2 separate regions of the Homo sapiens genome follow, and region 2 is linked to region 1. The links are chromatin loops, found by intact Hi-C in ENCODE. Cell type or tissue: psoas muscle. All regions are shown on one strand. Links, peaks and the distances in the headings refer to the core of each region. The heading gives the core; the rest is flanking DNA.

Region 1 (2,912 bases), core at 197-2,696:
CTGAAGGGGTCCCAGATGGACCTTTGTCACAGCCCTGGGCCCCGGCCCATCCCTCCCACCTCCTTGCCCCAAGGACTTCTCTCTTCACTTCCTTGTCCCTGGCCAAGGTGTTTGGGGTGACCCATGCTGGACAGGTAGAGTCCAAATTCCTCCAGAGTCACGTTTCTGCTCTCAAGAGGCTGAGGTATCAGGGATGGCCCGGGGAGTTGGGTAAGGGATGGGAGGTGGGGAGGTGGGAGACAAACAAAGCGACTGGGTCCTGCTTCATCATCCACAAACATCAGTCCACTCATGGACAGAGAAGGGAGGGGCAGCCCCGCTGTCACTGGAAAAATCAACAACGGATAAGAATAGCAGTCTTGCTTCATACAGCTTCTGCTGCCAGCCGGCAGAAAGAACAGCTTTTCTGAGCTCCAGCAATGAGCACTTCCTAACTTTAGTGCTTTTTAATCCTATCTTAGAATCTCTTAAAAGAAAGGCCATTTTAGTATCTTCAAATAAGGAATTCTCTGATTTTATTTAAAATACTGCATTTGTCTGTTAAGGATGAGGTAATCCTTTGGACTTTTGGGGGGGCTCATTAAGTACCTTTAGAGCTTTAGAGCCAGTGTTCTGGGGTGCGTGTGGGGGAGTGGGGTGGGGACATCATCTCACTCAGATGCCTGGGCCCCATGTGACTAAGCACCCGCCTGTCCCTGCAGGAGACCCTCTGCAGTGTGGAGCCTGGGTCGGGCAGTGCGCTCTTTACATCGTGATCATGATTTTTGAAAAGTCTGTCGTCTTCATCGTCCTCCTAATACTTCAGTGGAAAAAGGTTTGCTTCGTCCCTGCATGAGCAGCTCCTTGCCACGCTGAGCAAGCAGCACTTCCTCCCCATCACCCACATACGCCAACTCTAGGAAAACCAAACTTGTTTTAACTCTATGAATGTGTCCTGCATTTGGTCTGATGTGGCAACTACTCCAAAGAGCTTGTCAATTCTTAGCATCCATCCACTTTAAATGTCTGTTCTAGATGAAGCCTTGGGATGTATAAAACTAATGAAATACAGTCCCTGCCCTCGGCTTGCTACCATCTGATGGTGGTTTTTAGGCCTTGCGACAATACATGTTTCTACATCGGCAAACATCCTGTCACACACCTCTCTTGGCTGGTAGTTTAACTGAGCCATGTGGTGCCACGGGCAGCTTCCACAGTCTGTGACCTTCAGTGTGCCGATGCCCTGGCCAGCCCACGGGCTCCCCAACCGTGGCTTCCGCCCTCTGACCCCAGTTCTGTGTAGATAAACCCCCACTCCTCATCCCCGAATGCCCACATGAGACCAGCCAGAAGCTTTGAGAACAAGTGGCTCAGCTTGGCCTCCTTTGGGTTTTATTTGTGTTTGGATTTTATTTAAGAAAATAAGCCAAGGCTTTTCAGTGCTGTTGTCTTTTAGGGGTGGTTGAGGTGTGGGATTTCTGTTAGAAAGTGGTCTGGGGCCTCATTGCTGGTGTCTATAATGAGCATCCACTGTGTTCACCCCTCCAGCCCCCTGAAGCCCACACTCCACTCTCCCGGTGGGCACTGCTTGCCTTGCCCTGGCTTGGTGGCTGTAAGCCCACTGCACTTTGCAAGTCCACACTGAGGGGAAAGCTGCCAAAGCACCAGATGCTTAATGTGGTCTCCAAGGGTTCCTTGTGGACAGTCTCATCTGGGAACCCTAGGCATGAGGTGCTGCTCCCATTGGGCTTTGGAGGAAGCGTCTTAAGCTAAGGCTCCCTCAGGGCCTATGGGTACCACCCACCCACCCCAGGCACACTCTCGGTGGCCTCTCCCTACCTCACTGAGTCTGCTTCTCTTTACAGGTGGCCCTGTTGAATCCCATTGAAAACCCAGACTTGAAGCTGGCCATCGTCATGCTGATCGTCCCCTTCTTTGTCAACGTCAGTGCCATGTTGCATTTTTATCCCGATTTGCTCCCTGTCTGGCAGGGTTCCTGTCCAAAGTTCTGAGTCTGACAGAAAGCTCACCTGTAGCCCTCAGGTCTTTTTGCGTGACCATTTGCCACCTCTCCCACCCCCAGACCTGGAAATGGCAGGATTACCCCCTCAAAAGGCAGGGCCCCATACCAGGGCTCCCGTCCAGGATGGAGGGGCCTGGGAGCTTTGTCTTGTCCTCCCTGCCGAGGGGCCTCCCACCAAGAAGCCCCACCCATGTGTAGCGCCAGCCTCTAGTTCAGGATTGTTCCAAACGTACCCATCGTTCATTCCTGACCACGGATCTTGAGAAACTCCCGAGCACAATGGCTCGAAGTTAAGAAACAGAAGTGGTGAGGGAAGCTGGGACAAACAGATGACAGCAGGGTGTGCCGGCCACCCACATGGAGTCTGTGGGGAGGGGCCTGGAACGCGTGTCCAGAGACCTTGCTTCCAGGCCCCAAACAGGCTGTTCCCCCTAGTTACCACAACAAAAACCCGTCAGGGCACGTTCCTTGCACACTCTGATCAGAAAACTGAACCCGAGGATGTGGAGACTGGGAATCTCTTTCTAAGCTTTGGGAGAGAGCAGGGTGATTGGATTGGGTTTTTCTTTCCATAGCTCTGGATCTTATAACCTGGAATGGGAGTGGGCGGATGGGGGCTGTTCGGCTTTGCTTTGAAAAATGGTTTATCCCAAAGTAACCTGCACTTTTCCTTCCCACAGGCTTTGATGTTTTGGGTAGTGGACAATTTCCTCATGAGAAAGGGGAAGACGAAAGCTAAGCTAGAAGAAAGGGGAGCCAACCAGGACTCGAGGAATGGGAGCAAGGTCCGCTACCGGAGGGCCGCATCCCACGAGGAGTCTGAGTCTGAGGTAGGGCCTCCCTGACTCTCCAAGGGCCCAAGCCGTCGTATCGCTGGCCCAAGGGGGTCTCTGGTCTCATGTCTGTGTAT
Region 2 (2,912 bases), core at 176-2,675, 48 kb before region 1:
CAAGCCTCCCTCACCGTGCACAGTCAGGGTTCTGGGCTGAAGTGTAGACAGAATTGGTTTTTAATAAAACAAGCATTTTGAGAGCTTGGATAAATCTGCCTGCCTATTTTTGTTATAGACATGGGGCCTAGCCAGCTGGGAGAAATGTGTCCATGTTTTACAAAAACACTGCTAACATTGAGAAGTGATAACTTTTTTCCTGCAATCCAAAGTAAAAATCACAAACCAGTCCACTCAGCTTTGATATCTTAAATGAGAGTTTCTGGGGTTTTCTCCGTGGTAAACCGGCCTCCCTGTGTGCTCTGTGTGAACAGGCTTGTGTTGGCACAACCTTCCCTACGATCACCTCTCCCCACCCCATCCTGGTTTTTATCTCTAAAAATGTCAAACGTAGAAAACATGAAAAATAATACACTGAACATCTGTCTGCCCTCTACCTAGATTTAGCAGTTGTTCACATTTTGTCACATTTGCTTTACCTCTTTATGCTTTTTTTTTTTTGGCTGAGCCATTTGAAGGTAAATTGTGACCAGCATCACACTTTACTGCTAAATACTTCAGCTAAGTCTCCCCAAAATAAGGACAATCTCCCACATAACCACAATTTCATCATCATACTTAAGAGAATTAATAATAACTCCATGATATCATCTCATATCCAGTCCATAGTCACATTTCCCCAAATGTCACAAGTCTTTTATAGCTGGAGTTTTTAAAAGCTAAGATCCAATCAAGGTCCACACGTTGTGTCTGGTTACGTTTTCAGTCACTTTCGTTTCTAGAAGAACCTCCTCCTACACATACATGCACACTTTTTTTTTTTTTTCAATGTTTCTGGCTTTTTGAAGAGTTCTGGCTGCTTGTTGTGTGGAGTGCCCCACATTCTGGAGTTGTCTGGGTGTTTCCTTGTGGTGTTTGAATTGTTTCACTGGCCCCTGTTTTCCTGAGTTTGGTCTGGAGCAGTTATTAGATTCAGATACCCAGTTTTATGGCAAGAACACGCCATAAGCGGCGCTGTATGTTTCATGTACATTCCACCAGGAGGCATGTGACATCACGCTGCCCCACTATTAGTGTTAATAAGGTTGATGACTTGGTGATGGTGGATGGAAGACCTCTCAGTCTCTCCCTCGTAAAGGTACATCTTCCCCTGGGCAATTAATAAGGGATCTCTGCAGTGATAATACTTTGAGATCATGTGAATACTCTGTTTCCCAGTAGCCTTTCACCCAGTGATCACCTCCTCCTGGTAAAATAACAGAATACAGTGACAGCTGAATTGGAGCTGGAGCTCACGAGTGAAGGCGCCTGTCTTTGGGTCTGGAACCCAGCACAAACTCAATCAGTGTCGCTGTCCTTTCCTCCTTCTGGAGTGCCAGCATGGGCAAAGGAAGAACGCCCCTTTTTTCATGCCAAGCTGGTGTTGTGGCCAATGTTAGCATACTGGCTGGCTCAGAGCTTTCATTTTTAGAAAGTTTTCAGGTTTTCTAAATGTTTATTTATTTGGTAGCATTTATCCATAATGGCAATCTGCTGCTTGATTTATCATGTAACTTCATTAATTTCGAATAAAATCAGGACAACAGGAAGTTGTCTGAATTAGGGGACAATCTGAGTTGTAGAATAACTTACCAAATGCATTTTTTTTAAACTTTTGAATACCTCTGTTGGCCACATGTTGCCCTGTTGGGGCCTCTCATGCTTCTGCTGCTTTAATATCTGTTTAAAGTCTTTTGCAGTTAGTATATTTGCACAAACATGAAGATTTGTTGAAGGGGTTTTACAAGTGGTTAAAAATAACAGGATCCCTGGCTCTGGATCCAGCCTGACCCAGCATCCATGTCTGCTTCGCTCTGCCATGTGGTGCCCCTGAGCAACTTCTGCATTTCTCAAAGCTTCAGTTTTCTCCCCAGTAACATGTGGTAATAATCTGTCTTTTCTGGGGCTATGGAGATGAGAAAGAATGTGTTTGAGGAAGCTGGGTTGGTGTCAGGCACATGTTAGGCCCTCCTTGGGGGTGTGTCTTCATCCTTGTTATTACATTGTATTCATGAGTTGGGCTGAAAAATGTTTCACAAGTGCTTAAGTAACTTATTTTCTGAATTAGGTTAAACATTCCCCTTTCTTTCTTGTTTGTACAATGTCTTTACCTTTAGCCCTCTTCACAGAGTGCATGGCAGTGAAAAAAAAAAGAAAGAAAGAAAAGCACCTTTAGCCCAGCCAGCACAGTGAGTGTGAATCCAGATTAGCATGCGCCAAAACAAGGTGGCTTTCGTGGCCAAAATAATCTTCCTTGACCTAATCTTTCTTGTGTTTTTACCGGCAGGGCCCTCATGTGGGCTCTGAGAGAGAGGGCAGTGGGTGCCTGGGGCTGCCCCACTTCCAGGTGATGAACCTGCTTCAAGTCGCTGGCTTTTCTTTGCCCAGGGCCCATGGTAGTAGGTGGTGGCGCTGGCCCCTGGAGCCGGCCTCTTTTCTGCAGCCTACTCTTCACTGAGTTCCCAGCATGCCAACCCCCCTCACAGGAACCCTGTACAGAAGCGGTCGGTGAGCAGGTGAAGTGCCTTGTACAAGGGCTCCTGGTTAGTAAGTGCAGAACTGAAATGTAAGCCGGGTCCCTGGGACCCCAGACACCCTGAGCCACTTCCTCTGTGCCTGCCGGCTTTTTCCACCCCTCTTTCCACACAGGTTCACTTTCTGATTACTCCGTATCTGTGGCTACTTCACCTCATTTTTTTTCTATCTGAACAATTCTGATTTTCTTTCTTGATAATTATTTTTATTTAATTTTATTTAAAGCATTATTGTTTTTTGACTGTTGATAACATTAAAAATATAAATTTGAAATGACTCATCAATCATTTCATGCCTACATGAGTCACACGCTAGGTCTGCTTTTCTGGGCCTTTGTG

What was found. Peaks named below come from ENCODE experiments on the same cell type or tissue, not always from the same donor. Only the 100,000 strongest peaks of a DNase experiment are listed, where the experiment ranks them.
Region 2: a loop joins it to region 1, with 5 times the contacts of the local background. A loop is called at or near these places in 27 of 110 quality-filtered maps.

The regions. Positions count from the first base shown.
Region 1 is chr3:52,842,731-52,845,642 of GRCh38, reverse strand. STIMATE-MUSTN1 (STIMATE-MUSTN1 readthrough) reads left to right here. Exons shown (of 10, transcript NM_001198974.3): 5 at 702-814; 6 at 1,845-1,922; 7 at 2,683-2,832. It overlaps STIMATE (STIM activating enhancer), which reads left to right. Exons shown (of 8, transcript NM_198563.5): 5 at 702-814; 6 at 1,845-1,922; 7 at 2,683-2,832. Among named protein-coding and RNA genes, the nearest start is that of MIR8064, 2.4 kb to the left of the region's middle. RefSeq lists an enhancer at 658-1,158. In psoas muscle, for the core only: no CTCF peak of the experiment used is centred there; DNase peaks (open chromatin) are centred at 342, 1,192 and 2,372; H3K4me3 peaks cover 505 bases; H3K27ac peaks cover 2,500 bases.
Region 2 is chr3:52,890,961-52,893,872 of GRCh38, reverse strand. The region is part of intron 1 of STIMATE-MUSTN1 (STIMATE-MUSTN1 readthrough); the gene reads left to right. The region is part of intron 1 of STIMATE (STIM activating enhancer); the gene reads left to right. Among named protein-coding and RNA genes, the nearest start is that of STIMATE, 5.1 kb to the left of the region's middle. In psoas muscle, for the core only: a CTCF peak has its summit at 1,249; no DNase peak of the experiment used is centred there; H3K4me3 peaks cover 1,816 bases; H3K27ac peaks cover 2,500 bases.